Linked DNA regions of Homo sapiens: region 1 is linked to region 2. A link is a loop called in an ENCODE intact Hi-C map of the cell type or tissue named here. Cell type or tissue: gastrocnemius medialis. All regions are shown on one strand. Links, peaks and the distances in the headings refer to the core of each region. The heading gives the core; the rest is flanking DNA. Region 1 overlaps DCLK1 (doublecortin like kinase 1). Region 2 has its middle 23 kb from the start of LINC00445.

Region 1 (11,182 bases), core at 2,048-10,047, 68 kb before region 2:
CAAATTGATATAATGAAAAAGCACTGGGGGTTTCCAGTAAAGCCATTAGAATGGACTGTGCTTAACTTGGGGATAAATGCCTTGGAACAGGCCCGTTAGACCCAAGTTACGAAGAAAAGAAATGGAGCAGAGGGTCTAGGAGAGCAGGGCCCATGCCTGTCTTTGCTCGCCATCGTTTCTCCCCCACGTACTGTAGTACCTGGTCCATGTAGGCATGCAGTTAATGTCCATTGAATAAGTGAATGCCCAAATGCTGAAAGAAAAAGCAAATGCCATGTGGAGGGACCAGCTCGTGCAAAAGGAGCCAGCACATTATGCTTGAGAAACAGCAGACTTATTTTCCTGGGTGGAACCAAGAAATTACCTGCAAAATGATGGAGAGGAAGAAGAAAAGAAAAATAATGAATGGCATCGAAGTGATTGCCAGGAGTTTCTTTTTAGCAGTGAGTTACAAACACTCTATTATCTGTTCATTCATTTATTCCACAATTGAGCATCTAATATGTGCCAAGGCACTATGCTAAGACCTGGAGATTCTATAGTGAGCAAAACACAGTCTCTGCCTTGAAGGATCCTGCAGCCTTTTCATCATGAACTCTAGTAAGTGGTGGCACATACTTATGACCCTGGTTATTGTGATTCTAACAGTATTTAGTACAAGAGAACCATGTGTCCAGCCTCAGTCATAGATGGCTCCAGCAGAGAATAGAGACCTTGGTTAAAATAAGCTCCAATATAAACTATGTCATAATAACAGATGATTTGAAGGCAGCAAGAAAGACTTAAAATTTAAGGAAGATCTTTCTGCCTGGAAGGCTGCCTGGAATTTTAGAATGGCCAAATGAGTAACTGTGGAACAGCCTGAGTTTATTTATGGGCCATGCAGAAGCCCAAGCTTGCCATCCAAGACCCTTGGCTTTGGGTCTAAATGATGGGTTAAGAGGAAAAAAAAATTAAAAAGAAGATGTTCACATTGAATTTTTTTTCTGGTCATCTAGATTAACTTGCTTTTTGACATGTTCCTAGAGCCGTGGTTGGAATAGATTTTATTAGAAACCAAAAACAGAAATTTTTTTTTTTAATTTAGAGACAAATCTCTGAGGGTCAGATGACACAAAGCAAATTAATTTTAGAGCAGATGTGGAAATGAATGAGACCTTGGAGCAGTACTTCCAACAATAGTGTTTAATGAGTAGACATTGGTTGGTTTATTTCTGACATCTTATGAATTCTAAGATCACTGCCTGTGACTAGAAGATTTAGCCTTCATTTTTCATTTATCTCATTTTCTTTCTTTTTCTCTTCTCTTTATTTCTTTTTCTCCAGGATGATGGCCTCCCAGAAAATGAACATCAGCTGTCAGTAGCTGGAAAGATAAAGAAGCATTTCAACACAGGCCCCAAGCCGAATAGCACAGCAGCTGGAGTTTCTGTCATAGCAGTAAGCATCTGAAATATCCACCTATAACTTTTTTTAAAGCAACCCACCTAAGAGACAGGCATTACTCAGGAGATTCTCCAGTCAGAGACAGCAGAATGGGTCATTTCTTTAGACAGCTCAGCCACTTAATGCACTAGAGGAGGTATGGGACTTATATATATTATGTGTTTCTGCAGATCATTTCCCTGGGCATCACATCATTATCCAACACCTCCAGGGTGTCTTGCAGTATATATTAATTTTATGATTTATTTATTTAAAACCGAAAACCTCCCCCATGCTGGACTCTGTGCCAATGCAAACTTCTTGGCTCTAAGAAAAAGAGTTCATAGTGTCCTTTTGCTAGGACCTAGAAAGGAAAGGCAAGCTGAGAGAGACGACATTGCAGGGAGAGCTTGGAACACTATAGATCTTGATACTAGACCTAAATTAAAGTCAAAGCATAGCAGAAAGCTACGCAGTGAGATTTTCAGTGAAATTGAATTACTGTGAACACCCAACGAAGTCACGATGTCTTGCTCCTTAGAAATTTCTGTTCTTAAAGTTGAAAGTCTTTTAACATTTACTATTTTATTGATGCGTCTGCACAAGGCCTTTCTTTTCTGTTCTATACATGCAGACATACACTACATGCAATTTGATCGCAGCTCTAGGCAAAGATTAAATTGGGCCGAGGAATAATGAAACCTCATACTTCCTGGTGTCATATTCTGGAGTAAATATATTCAAGTTCCAATTACTTGAGTTTTTAATAAATTCCTCTTTTTTTCAGAGTGTGTAAATTTTAATAGCATATTCAATCTGAAAATCACTTGAGCTGTTTTTCTTCTCCAAACAAAGAATTTAAGACACTATGATGTGGACTTTTTCAAAAGTATTTATGCTATTAAACAGCACCTCTCACTCATGAGCAGTACTGAATATTTAACCACTTCTCTGGGTGTTTTTAGTTTCTTTCCTTTTTTTCTTTTTTGGTTGCGCGAGAGCTCTAAAAAAAAACTGAAGATAAACAAGTGATCTGTTTGATGCCACCAATCCCAGATCTGGGTTACTGAGTATTTGATATGAGGTTCCAGAATTTGCAAATGGTACGAATGCATGCATACACACCCTCGTACTGTTTGCATTTCGTGTTTCTCGATTGAACCCTTTCAATAGTGATTTACATGCGTGTGAGCAACTGGCACATGTGTAAAGTGAAAGGGAATGCCTACTCTTCCAGATGTTCCTCAGTGCCGCTGAAGTTTTAAAATTTCAAGTTGTTCTTGCCCTCTATCTTTAATTCTTTCTGAGAAAATTCAATGTAGAAGTAAATTAACCTTTACATCTTCCATAGATGGTCAGTGTTCTTTGTTCTGAGCTGATATTCAGTCAGTAAGTTTTGAAAGCAACAATATCATAGTGATTCTCTACTAAACCAGACATTCTATACTCTGTTTCCATTGTTCGTTCAAGATATATGTCTATTCCAAACATTTGATTCCACAGTTTTCTTTTGGAATGGACTGCCAGCATGCTTGTCCATGAAAGGGACTGTTTTTCTCCTGCTAAGGGCTTACAGCTGCTAGAGAGAGTGCCTTTCCACCTCTGTCATTTTGCTTTTGTTTTCTTTTTTTTTCCTGGTCTTTTATTTTAATCAGTCTTTGGTTAAGTTTGCCTTGGTTGCTCAATATTTGTTTGTTCACAGTATTCTAGGAGTCTTACAATGACTAAGGGCAGGAACGTCAGGGCAATTTTCCAATTGACAAACACCACATATTTGAGGGGAAATCCTATTTTAATCAAAGTTGGATAAATTCTGAAGCGTTATCCATATGAATTCATTAAAACCTCATCTAGCTGGATCTTAAAACACTCATTAGTATTTGAAGATCAAAGATCCACTTTTTTTTTTCCTAAATGTCATGATTGGACCACTTTGAATGCAATTTTGAATGCAAGTTTCTCAATTCATCACTAACACGGTTTCCATGGAAACTGCACAAACTGGTAATATACTTACAAATTGTAAAGTGGGCTGTGTAATGCTGAGTTATGCATTGGTTGCATGCTTGTTTAATCTTTACTGCTGCAGAGGTTTTTTTTTTTTTAATAATTATCAACTTAATTCAGATTCAAAATAATTGGCTGGTTTCAGAAAACTGTATCTTAAAAAATGCCTGTCAGATCTATAGCACAATTCATATGTTAACTATCAGCATTAATATTTCAAGCATAAAAGAGAATATCAATGTAGATTTCAGAGATTGTTTTAAGAGAAACTGGTCTACCATACTATGTACATGAGGCACCTTCTCCAGAATGCTTTTCCCTCATAAATATCTCTACCTTCTAGAAGAACCTGGCTGAGGTCAGTAACCAAAGGGTGGGGCTGGGAATTAGAAACTGGCTATTTTGGCCACCTTCATTGTGATACTTTCAGAATAGCACTGGATACATCCAATTATATTGCATAACCATTTTTTCATTCTTAAAATGCAAAGGCTGACTATCAGGGGACTATCACAAGAAAAAGAAACCCTGGCATTAAATAATATTCCAAAGTATGACTGCCAAGAAAGATTATTCTGCTATGAAGCAAAATAAGTGGGAGGTAGAAGAAAAATTTTTTATAAATGGTATATTCTATAAAGACTATTTGATAATTTAATAATTTAATATAATGATTAATTTGCTCACATCATTAAAAGTTCAGGAATTGATATAATACAGTGATGACTTCTCTTTGATAGATTTACAAAAACTGGTTTCAGCATAAATTTCATTCAAACAGAATTTTCCTAGGTATATACGCTCTCCCCAGAGGCTATAAAATAATGTATTTTAAACCGCCTTTACCATGGGACTAATTTTTTAGAATTACATACACCCTTTAGAATGTTTTAAAAATTATTATTTAGGACATAGTGTTAGTTTGTGGTTTGGTGGCAGTTGGGGAATCAACAATTAAATAATTAATTTTTAACTAGTACTTCTCATTCCTTAGTTAGAAACCTAACTACCTGCTGGAGATCACCAATGCTCATCAGAGAATCTGTGACACTCTTTCTTTCTTAGAATGACAAAAGAAAAAAGCATACTGTCATAACCGGCAGCCTCTCTCACAGGTGTAATTTATGATATGAGAGTAGTTTAACATGTACTCATGTTCTGAATTGTAGTGTTTTTTGTTCATGTTGTCATTTTTTTCTTCTGCTTCACAGTCTGTACATTATTAGGACCAAAGAAAGGACAAATGACAACTTTATATTAAGGTCGCAAGAGGGCCTCGAGTTGGCTAGGACAGTAATTACCAGCTGGAGGTTCACAGGGATCACACACCCTCCTGAAGGAGGAAAGGTGCTCTGACATTAGGTCAAGCCATGGGATTAGGTGGAAGGCATTGCATTCCTTAGAATTGCAGCATTCTGTGCCTCTCAGAGAGACGCCATTGTCCCTCTGCTGCCTTTCTCAGTAGTTGGGGGATTTGAAAAAAAAAAGAGAGAGAGAAAGGGAAACAAAAGGTTATTAAAATGCAATTTATAGACATGAAATGAATTAGAGATGACATTTTAACGGTGAACTTTTTGAGAGCTGAGGGAAGAGAGAGAGGCATTATTAGATTTGCTCAGCTTGATGAAGAACCGATGACTAAGATGTCAGTTCCAATTTATTTTTCCTCATTTAACACTGTTTATTATTTTAACCAATAATTTTCCTAATGCTTTAAAGTTCTTCTTTTGCATTTTGCTCATGCAAATAGAGCGTTTCAGTCTAATTGAACAAATCCATACTAATCAGCATGCATATAATTGTGACACTGGGAAGCTTAGTTCTAAAATGAGACCTGTTATATGACACTTTGCCTGTAGATGGCAATAGAAAGCTAATTACTAAGTAGCTGTCTTTGTGGCCAAGCATACACCTTCATCTTCCTGAGAGCCAGTATACTTTGATTTTTTTCTCAATAAAATGAAACACACATTTTTAAAAAGATTAAAACTTCACATTGCATTTTATGCACACTTGGATAGCCTAGTTTATAATCAGAGCACAAAATCCTCCAAGCAGTTTTTAGTTTAAATGCCTGGTGCCCTGGCATGTTTTTGAAATGCCTTTGTGAATTTAGAAGCAGAAACTGTCATCAGCATCATACCAGTAACGCACTTGAAAGAACACATGAGCCCCTCTGAAGAAAGGTGTCCAAGTCGCATCCTCTCGTGGGCAGAATGGGGAAGCGGGTACACAGCATGATTAGTGTCCTTCAGGTTTGGGGGATTGAATCTTTTATCCCCAGGTACCCAAAAGCTAACATCTTATTCCAGGATGAACAACTTTGAGAACTTCTCCTGTCTTCTATTTATTGTACTTTGTGTTAATCAAAAGCACTTAACTGTTCATATGCATTTTTATTATACAAAGAAAACTATTTTTTGTTTTATTTCACTTTCCATATTTTCATAGAGAAAATTTATTGACTGTTTTATACTCTATCTTCTTAGTTTAGAAATGTAATTAAGATTCACCTTTAATTAGATCATATACCTTTTATAAAAAGGAAAAGAAAAGAAAAGATTCACCTTTAAGAGTAGCTCTGCTTTTGAAGATTAACTCAGAAATTTAAATGCTGTAATTGATGAGGTTTCAAAACCTGATTCTTTTCCTCTTTCATTTCATAGTTATGAAGCCCTCAAATTTAAGCCTTATGCGGTAATACTCTATGGGGTCCAATCTGCTTTCTCTTAAGTGGCTAATGCTCATTTCAGTACTTTATTGAATTGTGAAGCATTTTCTATTCTATGGCATATGAAGAGGTGTTTATATCTTTTGAAATTGAGAGGACATGATTAAAATGGTCATTCAAAAACTTGTTTGAAGAACTAGATCTATTTGAGCAAATTGGCCTCCAAAATAGTCATGAGGTGTCACTTCCTGCCTTTTTGTTGTCAGTATGCAGACTTAGGATATTAGCTAGTTACCCTGCAGAAGAGGCATCGTAACTATATATACATATAGAATCAATGAAGAACAGCTTGGTCTGGAGTCTTAATTCTTTAGCACAATGCTGATCCACTGAGTTGCCCCATTTCTCTCTGCTCAGCTGGACCACGGGTTTACCATCAAGAGATCAGGGTCTTTGGACTACTACCAGCAACCAGGAATGTATTGGATAAGGTATGAGATGGTGCAGCTCAACAGTCAGTGTTTCCATGGCAACGTGCTGGCAGTCTCCATTAACCAGTTCCTTCGGTGGATAAACATGCTTTTGATTTGTTATCCAGTCCATATGCTGCTTTATCAGTTTCATTTTAATCTTGATTGAGATGCCACACCCCCTCATTCCTTTTTTTCACCCATTATTCACACTGACATTTGCCAGCTTTCTTTCCATTGCACATGCTCAGTATCAATTTTCCTTATGGTTAAAAGGACAGTATATTTAGTGCTAATGCCAAAGCATTTTCCTGACGTTGCTAATTAAAACAATGATTTCCAGTGCTCTTCTGTCCCTTAACAAATGGAAGAACAATAGCACGCTAGTGTGTGTTCTATAGAAGTATATACTGTCATTTTAAAGTCATCAAGCCCAACCTTGACCTGATTAGATGGATAACAATGCATTTACACCTTAGTAGTAGAAGCGCCTCAAAGTACAATGGGCTATAGAATGCATTGTGTGTGTTGGTAAGCTTGTGTTTTCAAATTCTCCACCTTTTTGTTTTGTTTTTGTTTTATTGTTCCCTCTTCCCCCTGGAAATCCCTCTATGTATTAGCTATTGCATGAATTTATTTTTCAATATCTTGTAACTGTCAGATTATTTAGCTGGCTTATCTGCTCAAGCAAAAGGGATTATGGGAGGTATCGATTTTTTTAAAACTGGGTTAAGAATTCTATCCAATCGTTTTCTATTCCAGTCAACTGCCCTGGCATTTCCTTCAAGGGGCATTGTTTGTGTCTCTTTAAGTTATCCACAAGCAGGATGGTTTTTGATGGTTTGAGAAATGAACTCTGAGAAATTCTAGGGAGGCTGTTTTCGCCATCTTAATGTTTCTGAAGTGATCTCCAGGTAACACTCCACATCTTAGTATTTGAAAAAAAAAAAATTCCACTGGTTTTGGCATTTGTTTTTTCCAAACTGTGGAGCCTATCTGTAGTAAGACAGTAGCTGCCTGATGTTGTTTCATGGTTAGACTGCAAAGTTTTACCAAAAAATTAAAATATATATGTATGTGTGTATATATGCACATATAAAGTATATATGTTATACATAATGTGTATGTGTGTGTATATATATATATAATATATATATATGATTTTAGCCCCAATTGTTACTCCTGGTTATTTTTCTATAATCAGACACTCAAAACATAGTACATAGGAAAGCAGAAAGGGGCATACCTTGACAAATGATTCAGATATACTAAAATCATGATCATTTCCAAATCTGTTTAAAGCAAGAAAACACCCAAAGCTCAATAAAATTTTCTAAGGTCATTTTGACATAGAAGGCTATTTGTGTCTTCTCCATTTATAATGCATGTAGGAGTTGCACATTCATTTATTTAATTTACCTACATAATTGGCCTTATGGATGTAGAAAGAACTTAATTTTTGACCTTATTTTGGAGGGAGAAGGGTGAGTTAATCATAATCTGCCTTTGTGCAGACCCTTCTTTTTTGACTTTGTAACACAGAAGAGGATTCATCCATCTTTTACTTTTACCTGAAAGAATATATACTTCCAGAAGAGTGCACCTATCAGGAATGCACATCTCTATAAATTTTCACAAACTGAACATGCCCCTGTAGGCAGCACCCAGATCAGGCACAGAACATTCCTAGCACCCCAGGGGCTCCCTTCCAGGAGGGGTCACTTCACCTCGAGGGTAAACACTGACCCTAGAGTCCAGCCACATTAATTAGCTTTGGCTGGTTTTGTACTCTATAGAAATCGAATCACACCATGCTCCATCCTTTTTAAATTATATGTCTCCTAATGTCAGGAATATTAACCAGATATATATGTGTAAAGTTAATATACAATTAAAAATAGGCATCAAGTATATCTAATTATAGTTGTGCATATTTGTGTTATAAAAATTACACATATAAAGTCATCTAATTTCAAAAACCTCTGGAAAATTAAATTACTAAATTTGTAGGATTAAGGATGGGAACTAAACCCCAAGTAAACACAATAATTAATAAACGTAGCCAACTATAAAAAGGCCATTTAACTAAAATCCTAGTGATGGTTCCCATCAGCAGACAAAATGACACATCCCTGAATAATGGGCAGGAGCAGATGGGAGATAATCTCTTTTTTCTTGCGCACATAAAGTGCTCTGTTTTCCAGCTGGGGCAGTAACAACAATGTTTATAGTTAGTGCTGTACTGAACAGTGCACCCAGTATGTAAAGCTAAATTGGAGAAATGATGCTAAAAACTCATCGGCATATATGCTTAATTAGGAAGTTTTATAATGCCATTTAGCCCCAGAACGTACACGCTCTCCTTACTGATTGCGAGTGCTTGCCTTTTATCTCCGCAGAAGTGGGAGCATTTGTCTAACCATGGTGGCAGCCAACTTTCTAACACAAACAATCATTACAGGCGAGCATCCCTGCTCCCAATTGTTGTGTTTAAAGCGCTCATGGCTGTTTTTACTGCTGTAAGCCGAACACTTGGGAGTCGCGCTTGCTTTTTGTAAAGCAGATCACATGAGGGCACAGGCTGGGAAAACCATCTCCTCAGGGTGCCCAGAATTGGTCTGTCTCTCTTAACTGGCTTTTTGGTGATTGTAGACAAATAGTGGGGATTTGTTTTCCCCTTTCTCTCCATTCTCCAGCCTCATACCAGAGAGCTGCTTCCAAGGGAGCAGCATCCTTCACTTGACCCACGCATCCAGGAGACTTTGCTCCTGTCACCCAGAGTCCAGGGAGGACGCTGCCCCAGGTGTGAGCTCACTGGGCTATTGCACACTCTCCTGACCTAAGAAGCCACCATTTCCCCCTGCTGCAAGCCACTGGAGAACATTTGCATCCCGTTATATTTTCCCCTTCCTGGAAATGCATCCTTATTCAAAGGGGACGCTGTCACACACATTTCTACCTTCCCAAGTGAAGCTGTCACCATGGCAAGTGCTATGCCCTGTAACACATGGAGAAGAATCCTGCACCTTCAGCACACAGAACAGGGCAACAGCTAGAACTGGGTAACCCGATTAAATAAAACAAATATCAAAACAAGACATAAGCTAAACATGAGAAATAAGATAAAATGGGGAGGTGAGCTAGGACAAAAGGGTGGTTGAGTTCTCAGGCAAGATGTGACTAAAATGTGCATATTGGATTCAAGCACCGTCCTGAAACAGTGAGTAATGAGGCAGAGCGGTGATGGCCGCGCTGTCATGCTCGGTTGTTAAAAGGAATGGGGTCAGTTAAACGCATCTTGCTCCGTGCAGGTTTGAGAAAACTGTTCCCCTGGAAGCCAGGGAGGAACCTCCGTGTGGTGTGAGAAGGGATGTAGGGCCCGCCTCGGCCAGAAGCAGCCAAATGTACACAGCAAGTTGCAATGCATTGCAGGTTGCTCGGTGGCTAGTTGTCCTGGCTTTGCTCTGCAGAGTGAGAACGCTGTCCCCGGGGACAGCCAGAGCATGGTTGGCAGCCAGGGCAGATGCTCCACCCACTCCAGAGGCTCCCTCTGTAACACAGAATTTGGGGGATTCAGTTTAACACATCGAAAAGTCATAGATTTAAACTTCAAAACCACTCAAACTGTGATTAGAGAGAAGTCTCAGGAAAGTAGTTAGGATTGGTCTTGCAGTTGTACCTTGTACCCAAGCATGAGCTATTAGGCCATAGGCTCAAAAGATGAGTGATACTATGCCTGTTGTGGCGTGAAGGTCACCAAGGGTCATTGGAAAGAACATGGGAATGGTGAAACATCTGCATTACATTTCCCAACTCAAACAGGTTGCTCACTGAGGTTTTATTTTCTTTTATTTTGTTTTCAGAGGCCCCTTAAGAGAGGATTCCAATGACATATAAGTCTTTTTAAAATTTAGCTTACTTATTACTAAAAATGAGAAAATGTCATGGCATTCCAAGTCTTAATCATTGAGTGTAAACTGAAGAGAGATTTTAACATTTTCCTAAGATTCCTGATGATTCTAGATTGACTGAAAATTGTGTAGTATCATATTTATTCTGCCCTTGCCTCAGAATCTCTTTCCCTCATTTTGACTTAAAAGTAAACATCTATGCTCTTTTCTACATATTCATTCCTGCCATACTTTGTGAATGCTCCTTAGTGAGGTTCATTGAGAGGATAGAGGCTTTATGAGGTATAAATGCACAGGAAATCATACATAAAGAACGTAATTATAAGTATCAACACACCTTTTGCTAAGAAAGGGTGTAAGTATTCATAGGCTGAAATAAACAATTCTCAAATATATGTCAGACACATGACACTTTTAGAAATTAAACAGTCTTGGAGGCTGGGCGCGGTGGCTCACACCTGTAATCCCAACACTTTGGGAGGCCGAGTTGGGTGGATCACCTAAGGTCAGGAGTTCAAGACTAGCCTGGCCAACATGGTGAAACCCCGTCTCTACTAAAAATACAAAAAATTAGCTGGGCATGGTGGTGGGCACCTGTAATCCCAGCAACTCAGGAGGCTGAGGCAGGAGAATCATTTGGGCCCGGGAGGCGGAAATGCAATGAGCCGAGATCACACCACTGCACTCCAGCCTGGGCA
Region 2 (11,182 bases), core at 1,270-9,269:
TAATGCCCCACAGGTGTAAGGAGATGGAGTCCCCTGTGTTATTAGCAAAGGTCTTTGAAGGACCCAATCCCTCTGAATGCAGAGTGTTCCCTTTATTATTCTACTCCATTAGGTGTGTTTTCTTTTGTTCTCTACAAGCATGAGGCTTTAACTTCTGGAATATTGAATTTCGTCGGCTCCCCTTCTCCTCCTTCCCCAGGCTACTGAAAATTGGTTGCTATCCTCAACTGCTTGCCCCACCCCCTGTTCTTCTCCTGGTCATGGTGAATTTGGACCTGCAAAAGCCTTGTATCAGTTTCAATTATTTTTTAATATAAGATAATATTGGTCTTGGCACCAAGGCTTCTCAGAAGCGCTCCTCTTTGCTCTCTCAAAGTGAACCCATTGCTCCCAATTACAGACCTTGCTTCTGTTGCTTTCTCAGCCCAAGTTCAATCCGGTGTGAACATCTCTTCCTTGCCTTTTCTGGTTTATGTTCTGGGGATTATTCAGAGTGACCACAAGCCTTGTCTTTTCTTCTCATCAAATTCTGACAATATCCTTAAAATATTGGTTTTGGTAAATCTGTAGAGTCCTGCTCTTCAGTAACCTATATTATTAGAACAGGGCTCCCAGGTGGCTGGTTACCTTAGGTTTCTTTCTTTCTTTCTTTCTCTTTCTTTCTTTCTTCTTTTTCTTTTCTCTTTCTTTCTTTCTTTTCTTTTTTTTTTTTTTGTAGAGAAGGGTCTTGCTATGTTGCCCCGGCTGTTCTAGAACTCTTGGCTTCAAGCAATCCCCCCGTCCAGCCTCAGCCCCTCAAAGTGCTGGGATTATAGGCATGAGCCACCACACCCAGTCATCTTAGTTTTAAGAGGGCCCAAACTTTCCCCTGGGTCTGAATTAAGCTCTGGTTCCACAATTAGCTTCTTTTTTTTGGTGGAGGAGGGGCCTTGAACTACTAAAGTGATGCATTCTGGGATGCAGGCAGCCTACTGATGGCTCCCGAGTCTGGGTTTGAATCCTAGCTACTCCGAAGACAAACTGCATGATCTTGGGGAAAATTAATTACCTCTTTGAATCTCAATTTTCCTATTTGGAAAATGGGAATACTCGCTCCTGCCTCTCAGGATTGTCATCAGGATCAATCAAGATAATGCTCATCAGGTACATACTTAATTTAGTGTCTGATCTCCAGTAAGTGCCCCAAAATGGTAGCTATGGTTCTAAGTGAGCATGCCTAACAGAATCGTCAAGACTTAAAGGTGAAAACTGTTCATGTAACTCTTTCCTCCACCTGATACTTCGTACTCATATTTCACAAATTTTATTTTTGTTATACTTAAAATGCTAGACTAGAAATCTTTTCTATCCCCTTCTCCTTCTGGCATAATGAATTTTTGTGAAACTAACAAATTAAAGTAGCATTTGCTTTCTTCTATATTAAACACAATCATTTGTTTTACCCCTGAAATCTGAGTCTCTGTTTCAAAGACTCGGTTTTGTCGATTCCTTTTGGGATTGCTTTTCATCAGTGCATTCCCAGAGTCCCCAGCCTTTAGAAATCGCAGGATGCACCAGCCATCATGTGCATACTCAGTTTTCAGAAAGCATCTGAAAAAGCTCAGCTTCGGAGATTGATGGTTCTCAGCTTTCAGCTTTGGTTTCTCTCAGCCAGAGCACCATTTGGATCTGGGCCTAAGAACATAGTCACACAATGTCAGAGTATTAGTATTAAGTAGGCGATGCCCCTCTTCCTGCCTCTCGGCCTCATTTGGAAAAACATGAGAAAATAAATCTAATCTCCTCATGGTTCCCTTGCACTGCACCACAGCAGGAATGTTATATGATTTCAAATTACTTATTAGAAATACTCCTATGGGTATCGTGTTGAGGATTACTTTTCCAAGGTTATTATAGTGCCTGTATCGTTAGGAAAATGAGGTGTAATTCTACCTGCTATCTCACTCCAAAGACTTCTACCTTTGGACAAAAACCAACTTCCAAGTCAAGGAGGAGGACATTTATCTTCTGTTTCACTCTCACTTTCAATCACATGTTGGAGGATGAGCTGAGGGTGGGGAAAAAACATTTTCTCAAACCCTTTGCTTCTAATAACACAGTGTAGGCTTATCTCTGCTTTCAAGGGAGACGATGTTGACACCCAGAGGGAGCTTAGAGTCAGAAAAGTCTGGTGCTAAGAATGGAATTGGTAGCATCACACTTGCACTGATGAACAGAAAACAAAGCTAAGTGCTTATGCAACAATACAAGGCAACGGAACGTAAGTACTGGCGGCCAGGGGACTACAGTCACAGGGAGATAAGCTGCGGAATTTAACTCCCAAGTGACCTTGAACTAGTCACTTCCCTTGTCTATGTCAAAATATCCTCCCTGGCATCTAGCCGTGTGTATCTGCTGTGTTATCCTATGCATCAGTTGTCTGCATTTTGGTTTACCTCAGGCAAATCTTTCAAATTCTTTGACAGCACTTACCATTTAATTATTTTCCAAGTTGACAGCTCACTCTTTCTGCAGGAAACACTAACATTTTAATTCCTTGCTTTACTGACATATGGATCTTCTAGTATTCACTTGCTTTTTCTGCAACGTTCATCCTTGCTGGGGAGCCCCTTGCAAAATGAATTGTACTGCTGTTTTTGCGGCAGAGGTATTTACAAGGGCAGTACAGCTTTCCCTAAAACCTTTGAAGCTGGCAAGGAAGCCTTCTTCTCCCCTTCTTCTTGTTCATTGAGAAACAAGAGAAGAGGAGAGAAGAAAAGCGCTTCCAAGCTCCAAGTCAGTCCTTCAAAGCAAGGTTCCTTTCCTTCCTGAAAGTGAATTCCACAAAATTAAAAAGTACTGGATTTGATTAAAAGCACAAACCCATTTCCAAACCAAATACCACTGATTTTTTGAATCGTCTTGCTTTTCCTAGTGCAGAAAATTGAGGGCTGACTTCATTTGCATTCACTCATATTTGTCCTTTAAGTTCAAAAGACATAATTGCTCTCTGGCTATGCAAACGTGGCTGATCTTGACCTACTCAAAAATAATAAATCAAGTCCTTGAAAAGCTTTTGGAAAACATGAAGAACTCGACAACATTTGTTTGATTCTCATGACTAAGTCATCTTAGCTAAAACAAAGTGAGAACATTATGCAATTATTTAGAGGAAATTCAGGACCTCTGGGACAGCCAATCATAGAATTCAGGCAAAAGTAGATTTGGGGGCCTGACATTTGCAGATACTTGCGCAACTCTCAGCTGTGTGAGCTGGTCCTAAGAGAGCTCCCACCTTCCATTCGCCCTTTTTTCCCATCCTCCTTCACTTCGTGCCTTTTGATTAGTAGTAAAATGAATAAATCAAACCAACCCTAGCTTGGCTCTTATAAGATATGCTAAGAGAAACGAATATAAAAACAAAAATACCAAACTAAAGATATCCTCCTGAAACTCATTTCTCATTTACACACACACACACGCAGGCACACACACACACACACAACCAGACTTGTTGAGCAAATGTGAGCTTAGAAACTAAAGCTCAGGCCCAGATGTTATTAAGTATAAATATTTATAAGAGCCATAAAGATCCTGGCTAAGCTCAATTTTGCCTCAATGCAGCAAATGTTTCAAATTCGGCTCTTTTACCATTTGAAGCCTTTAGAAGGCAGGATACAGTAGAAGGCACATTACTGTTGGTGAGAGGAGGGCAGTTCCTCTTTTATGTTTTATGACCAGTTTTTCATTGAGGGGTATTGCTTTTCTCAGAAATCACTTCTCGCGGCCTGTCTTTTCCAAGAAGCCAGAAGAAAGTGTGCTTGCTGTGGCTGTGCATTCAGGGGGCACCAGCGAAGCATTCTCCCTGTGAAAGGATGTAGGGACGCTAGATTCGCTTTGTCCTTCCTCATTGCAGTTATCGTGAAACACACAGCCACATCCTAAGAGCCTCAGCTTTGTCACCCGTTGAATGGGTGAGTGATTATTGTAAGTGGAGCATGCTTAACCCATGCTTTTTGCCTTTGCAAAAATAAGCATCCACAATATTTAAACGGCTGTTTTAGTCACTTGTAGAGGCACAAACAAAAGAACCCATAGGGGCATAAGCTGTAATTTTATGATGAAACAGTTCAAACTCTATGATCGTTTGGGCTCTGGATTAAGTGTTTCCTTCTCCAGATTCTTGAAGAGGACCCAATATATGAAATCGTTTTTGGGTTTTTTTTTTTTTGTTGTTGTTGTTGTGTGTATTTTTTTTTCCTTTCCAAGATATGGTCTGTCTATGTTGCTCAGCTGGTTTTGAACTTCTGGGCTGAAGAGATCCTCCTACCTCAGCCTCCCGAGTAGCTGGGACTATAGGCCACCACTCTTGGTTATCATTATTATCCTGAATCCAAGTGGTTTTTGGTGAGAGACATCATCTACCTACATGTCTTATCCACCTGTGAACCATGCAATTCCCTGCTTTCTAACATCCCTTTGGTTAAATATATCATGTTAACACATAACCTGGTACATACATGTTTAAAAGACGTATTACTTCATGGGATGATTTGTCTGCATATGGGGATGAAAAGAGCCTTGGTTTTCCCCCTAAGGATAAGTTCTAATATGTGAAATAATTCCCAGTTCTCTGGGAGAATCCTGAAGATTCTTCAGTGTCAGCTGGCAGTGGCCTGCGTGTGGACCCCATCTCTCCACTCTCGAGAGAGGGGGTGTCCCTCTGCTGAAAGCTCAGGGATGAAGGCCTGTGGCCCCTCCACAGAGCCTGGCTTTGCTGGGTTCTCAGCAAGGTCTCCAAATGTCCATGCCAGCCCCACCCCTGATCTCCTTCCCCCACTCTTGCTGCTCAGCCCCTTTTGGCTACTGGATCTGACAATTCATGACGACCCCGAGAACACTGATCTTCGTGGAGGCCTTCATCTGCCGGACACATCTGGAAAGTACTCCGAGGGGTCTACCTGGTTTTCCTGATTAATGTAGATGTAAAGATTTTATCAAGGCTCCTGGCGGCCGGACTTCAAGATGTAATCACAAAATCAATCCACATAGACTAACCGGGCATAGGCTTACTAAGAAGACATTCCACAATGTCAGGCACTTAATTAAGGCGCTCTGGCTCCTCTGCCCCTGATTGATTCTTTTCTTTCCCTAACAGGTGATGCTGGTCCTCTGGGTGGACAGGCCACTCCCCAGCCAGAGACCCCCGTGCATTCAGAGCCTGCAGTTTGGTGAGAAGACCACCAGAGGGCACCCGTGCATCATCCCAGTCCCCAGGGACTGGACCGGAAGACCAACGGGATCCCTCTTCCAGCCCCCCAGCGAACTTGAAGGAGCAGCCAACTCAGCCTGCATTATCTGCTAGGCTGCATTTTGTTTGCTGAGCTCCAGGATTCTTCTCCGACCCTCAGGCATCTCTTGAGCATAATCAGAGACTCCTCCCATCTCCTCACCATCCCACTTTTTGCACCTTAGTGCGTTGTGGAGCAGAGGACTGCCCCGCGCCGGGGAACCAGCCTGTGCTCTGGCCTGAGCACCTGGGAGTCCTAGCCACGCTGGCTTGCTTGACATAGAGTTTCCCACTGGAAATTCAAAAACTTCAGAAATGGGAGTTTTTAAAAATGTAAGCACCTTGTGAAAAGTAGCCCAGATCAGAGATTGCCAACCTACTGCCCCTTGACGGATGCGAAGTTTTTTCTGCATTCATTCATTCATTCATTCAGCCATCAGGTTCATCTGGCATGATTTTAGCACATGACCATTTAATTCATCAAAGATTTGTTTAGCGCCTAACATGAGCCAGGCATTGTGCTGGGAATATACCTGTACTCCAGTCATTTATAAAATGAGGCACTGTCTGACTCAGCCCAGAAGGACGTCATCCAGCCAGTCCTCTGTAACGTCTGAGTATACCTGGGCCAGAATCATCAACAGTAGCTTGGCTGCATGAGGCCCTGCCAATCGAGAAGCAGTTCTACTGCCCCAGAGCAACAAAGGGCTCCAGAGAGGCTCAGACTTCATTGGCCCAGGGCAATCAAGAAGGCTTCATTCATTCATTCATTCAGTGGGTATTTACTCAGCACCTGGTATGTGCCCAGCAACAAAATGAATCAGAAATAAGCCAGACTGGTGCAGCATTCTTCATCACATAGAGAGACTGCTCATTTGGTTGTACCTACATTGGGCCCCAAAATCTTGACTGTAGTAGCCAGGTAGCGTTCACCCAGTCCTGACTGTTATAGATAAAGCAATCTTGGAGGGCTTCTTTAACTCAAATCTTTATCAAGCTGCCAAGAGAATTTGTTTGAAATGATTGGTACTTTGGAAAGAGAAGTACATCTCTATCATTTACTATAGGAGTTTTTGCAAGTTCTTATTCTTGTTCACAAGAGACTCAGGCAGTGTGATCAAAAGGACTCTTCTGTCATCCGTGGAGATACTATGTCCTCTTCCGGTCCCAGGCCATTGGCCATCCGGAAGGCTTGTCTCTGCTGGGGCTCACATCTTTGGCATGGGTCTTCGTTATTGTGGCCAAAATGAGTGTCAACCACAAATTCCATAGTGTTAGAAATAGGACTTTTCCCATTTTTTTCTGTAAGTTAATTTCTGTTTCAAGGTGCTACTCTACCTGAGTGAAAGACACACATTTTCCATTTAACCAGGGATTCCAATCCCCATTTTTCCCAGGGTGATGTTGTAACTGCAGGAACTTGACTAGTGTTGTGGCAAGGAGGTTGGAGGAAATGTGGTCCCTGAGTCCTGTGTCCATGGAGGCCCCCCCCGGGGCATCTGCTGAGCCTGTCCACAGGCATGAGGCTCTCTTTGCCCTGCGCTGAGATGCAGAGGTGACGTTCTTTCTGCTGCTCCCATGAGGCTCAGCACCACCTGCAAACCCTCTCTGGGGTCTTGACTTCTCAGGACTCTGTCCAGGAAAATGTTCAGGATCCCCCTCAGCCAGCTTCCCTGGGATTTAATTCCCAGTCTTGAGGAGCATGTTTTTTCTAGACACCAGTGGAGGAAGTTCTTTTCCATTCTTGAGGTTTTTCCCTGAGAGAAACTTCCTGTACTTTCTGGTTTGCCTTGGAGGCACCTGACGATAGCTTAGTGGGTCGAGGCTTCGGGAAGCCAAGGTAGAGGCAGCTCCCCTCTGCCTTCTAGATTTTCACAACTGCGCTGTCTCACCCTGAGGCAAAGCAGAGCAGGTGAGAGAAAAGAAGGAAGATTTACCAGGAGAGATTTTCAAAACCGGTTAATACTATTTCCAATAAAATCTCAAAAATGTTATTCTACCATATCAAGATGTCCATAGTTTTTATTTCTGCAGAAGTTCCAAGTTTGCTCATAGAACAGTTTGTGTGTGGCTCCAATAGGTGCTGCAGAAAGTATGCTTCCAGATTTACATCCGCTGCCCCAGCCTGCGCCTGTCTCTCTTTACGGCAAGTCCCTGAGGCAGCAAAGGGGTAGATATGCTATAGCTTGGTGGGAAAGCCTCTATCCATAGAATTTTGAGCTAAACCCATCAGCCACAAGCCCAAACACCACTTCACTTCTGTGGTTAAATCCACCACGTAACATCCTTCAGGCTACAGTCCCTTGGGAGCCTCACGGTGTATCTGTGTCACACCTGCCCCCATAAATGGAATTTACTAGGCTCTGAGAGAACAAAAACAAGAGGCAAAGCCTCAGTCCTCAAACAGCTTACAGCATGGGCGAAAAGGACACACCTTATGTGTTTCAATATAAGAAAAGGAGTTCGATTTTGAACACACACTATATTAGCTGATTGCAGAAATTTCTGGAAATATAGCCATTAAGATGTAGGTGATAATTCAACACGGATACAGGACAAGATTATACTACTGAAAATAGTGAACGAACATCTTGAATATTCCCTGTGTCCCATGTGGTGTCCTAATATCTTCACATCCATCCTCTTTTTAACAAGGTTGCTGTTATTATTATCACCTTAATTCACAAGCAAAAAACGAAAAACAAAGATGGAGGAACTTGCAGTTGGGGGTCAAGGAAAGGCTGATGGCTCCAGATCCGTGGCCTAAGCAGAAGGCTTTTCCCCTGGTGTGTCTCCACCACGTGGTTGTGAAGGAACCAGCACCATCATTTGTCTTCTGGATGATCTCACGGCACTGTGTGCGTGTGGTCCCTAGTTAGTGTCATTAGCTGACTCCCCAAACCTTCCTGGGATGTGGCTGTGAAATTTTATCTTAGAACTTCAGTTTAATTCCATAAACTTTTGTTGAATATCTACAGAAGGTATAGAAGTGAGGATGGGATTCAAAGATAAACCAGACACGAACCCAAGCCATGGGACATTGCTAATTGGAATAGAAAACTGCAACCAGCTTGGTGCTGCAGTGCAGGTACTGAGAACCTCTGGGCTCCTGGTGAGGCTGCAAGACCAAATCCAAGAATACGGGCAGCCTCTACGAGGGGCTGACTCACCCCACAGACTCAGTGGAAAAAGTGCCCAGGACCCACGACAATTTTAGGGCCCCCAAAAGTGTTTTCTATTTTACATACAAAAATTAACCAGGTGTGGTGGCACATGCCTGTAGTCCCAGCTACTCGGGAGGCTGAAGCAGGAGAATCTCTTCAACCCAGGAGGCAGAGCTTGCAGTGAGCCGAGATTGCACCACTGCACTCCAGCCTGTGCGACAGAGCAAGACTCCGTCTCAAAAGAAACAAAAACAAAACAAAAAGTGTTTTTTATTTTCCATTAAAATCAGAAGAAAATGATGAATATAATACAATAATAATAATAAACCCACCATGAATTATATTTGTCTTATATCAACACAGTCATAAAAACAATATCTATTGAATGGGTACAATGTACTGATGTGATAGATGTACCGAGTCCAGACTTCACTACTATGGCAATATATCCATGTAAAAAAATTGCACTGGCACCCCTTACAAATACAAATATGTATTTATTTAATGAACAGAGGAAGGAGCCCATGAAAGCAAAATTGCCTAGATCCCGGGAAAGTCACCATGTGGCCCTGTAGTGATGGCTAAATATTAGCTATTCAACGCATATGGGATTTTATAAAGTACAGAAAACATTCCTCAGCTCTGAAGTACATACTCCGAAACTGGAGGGAATGTTTTATCCATGATCATAAATGGGGATCCAATATCTCAAGGTCCAACCTTCAGAGGAAAATGATCTTAGAAGCATGAGACATTGCCTTAAAAGCCCAGGGAAAGAAGAAAGGTCCAAATACCAGCATCCCCTTCATGAAACCCAAGCAGCATCACTGTGGAGTTTCTGTGGAGAATCCAGGAATTGCTGGGAAAGGGGCCTGCTTGCTCTCCCTGCGCTGAACGAGGATGTGAGGCAGCAAGAAGCAAAGTCATGCTCTGTAAACAGGCGAGTGTCCGTGGCACTGCTGGGGACTCCAGGAGGAGGCTCAGCCGGCTCACTCGCTGAAATGTCACTGCTCGTCAGTGGGCACAGGAGGCCTCGGTGGCTGCTGGCTGGGGAAGCGGGCTGGTGGTGTACGTCAGGGCCTCCCACCTTCGACAGCCCAAGCTGGCCAGTCGCCTCAGAAGGGGTGCCGAAGCTGGGGCCCAGAGCGTTGGTTGGCCTCAGAGACACTCGATTGTGCAGAGTGGGATGCAAGCTCCTGTTAGCACCCAGGTGGTGGGAGGACAAGCTCTGGAACCCAGAGATTTAGGGAGCCCGGCCCAGAGATGGCACCTGCTCCTCAAATCTCCTTCCAGAAGTGATCCTGGATTTTAAGCTTCTTTCAAAGCCATTACAAGGACTTGTTGGAATGGGGTGAGGGCAGCTTAGCCAACACCCATGAAGGCTAAGATTAGACAGTGACTCATGCTTGCAAACGCTGACCACCTCCACCTCATACCTGAAGTGCAAAGTGACATTTCTCACCCTTTCCGCAAATAAATCTTTCCTGTGCAGTGTTCTCTAAGGACCTCAAGGCCTGTCAAGGACTTGGCCCCTAGCTCATTGAAACCACAGTGGATTGCCAAATTTTGCAGATGTTTGCACTGACTGCTTTATGTTTTGTAATATCCCAGAGCTGTTCCCAAGTGATGCTCATCCATTCACCAAGTTAATGCTTAATAAGAATGATCTACAAAGGGTGACAGCTCCAAAAGATGACGAGAGGGAAATAGCCTTCAAGGAGAATGGACGAGCAAAATAAATAAATAAATACAGCCCTGCCTCCACAGACTGAGGTGCAGAAAAGGGAACTCGTGTGTAGCAATTCCTAGGAAAAAAAAAAAAACAAGAAGGACAACAGTGTTTATTTATGAACATGGGCATGTTTGTGTTTCTCAGGGGGGCTGTGAGACCCCGGCAGGGCTTGGCGTGCTGGCGCTGGACTCAGGTGGAGATGAAATGTATAGATGGACCAAGGTGAGCTCTTACAAAAACATGGATCAATTTGATAGCTAAAAAGGGTCAGTTCCCAGAGCAAGAAAAGTTTAACTATGGAGGAAGCACACTGATCCCAGAGCTATAGAAATTGAATAACAATTCCTACTTTTCAACCTGGATAATCTCATGTAATGTTAGAGAAAAATCCTGAAGTCACCGGTGTCAGTGTCTCTACAACAAGATAGAAAGATTGGGGATGTTCTGAAGGTCAACCAACAATTTGGTGGCAGGTCTGGGATGAACAGGCAGGTCTCTATTCCTTTTCAGTGGTTTTTGACATGTAAAGTGCTAAATGTCTTCACAGTTACAATGTATTGCATGTTTTACATATATTGTGTCTATCTTCACTTCAGTCCTACAGGAGTGGTATTATTCTCTTTATTTAAAGATGGCAAAATTAAGGCTCGGGGAGAGATTAAGCAACAGACCCAAGGTCACAGTTTATTCAGCAAATATTAGGCCTCTATTTTGTGCTAGGCCTGGGGTTTCCCAGATACCAGGCAGAGTGAGCACAGTTCAGAAGAAGAAACTCCTGAAAGGTCTCAGCCGAAACAACCTGTATTTTAAAGAATTTTTCTCTCAAAGGATAAAACAAGCATTTGGTGCACCATGGTTTTTTGTGCTAACAGGCTGAATTCCATGTAGAAATGAGAGAAATGCTGAAATTGTTTGGAAGGATTGCAGATGTACGCAGGGTTCATTTTATTAATTAAGCAGGCCTGGATGCTAATTCAGTTGCTATGCACCAGAGCTCCCGGGAAATGCATGCCGAGG

Evidence for each region. Hi-C counts contacts between places; a loop is a spot of excess contacts. Peaks named below come from ENCODE experiments on the same cell type or tissue, not always from the same donor. Only the 100,000 strongest peaks of a DNase experiment are listed, where the experiment ranks them.
Region 1: it touches region 2 in a loop (1.9-fold over the local background); 23 of 110 quality-filtered maps call a loop at or near these places.

The regions. Positions count from the first base shown.
Region 1 is chr13:35,783,624-35,794,805 of GRCh38, reverse strand. It overlaps DCLK1 (doublecortin like kinase 1), which reads left to right. Exons shown (of 17, transcript NM_001330071.2): 16 at 1,327-1,440. Among named protein-coding and RNA genes, the nearest start is that of LINC00445, 91 kb to the right of the region's middle. RefSeq lists an enhancer at 4,580-5,081. In gastrocnemius medialis, for the core only: a CTCF peak has its summit at 5,276 (motif pointing right); no DNase peak of the experiment used is centred there; H3K27ac peaks cover 450 bases.
Region 2 is chr13:35,715,173-35,726,354 of GRCh38, reverse strand. No RefSeq gene overlaps it. Among named protein-coding and RNA genes, the nearest start is that of LINC00445, 23 kb to the right of the region's middle. RefSeq lists an enhancer at 5,438-5,938. In gastrocnemius medialis, for the core only: CTCF peaks have their summits at 5,025 and 5,226 (motif pointing right); DNase peaks (open chromatin) are centred at 2,286 and 3,244; H3K4me3 peaks cover 397 bases; H3K27ac peaks cover 3,408 bases.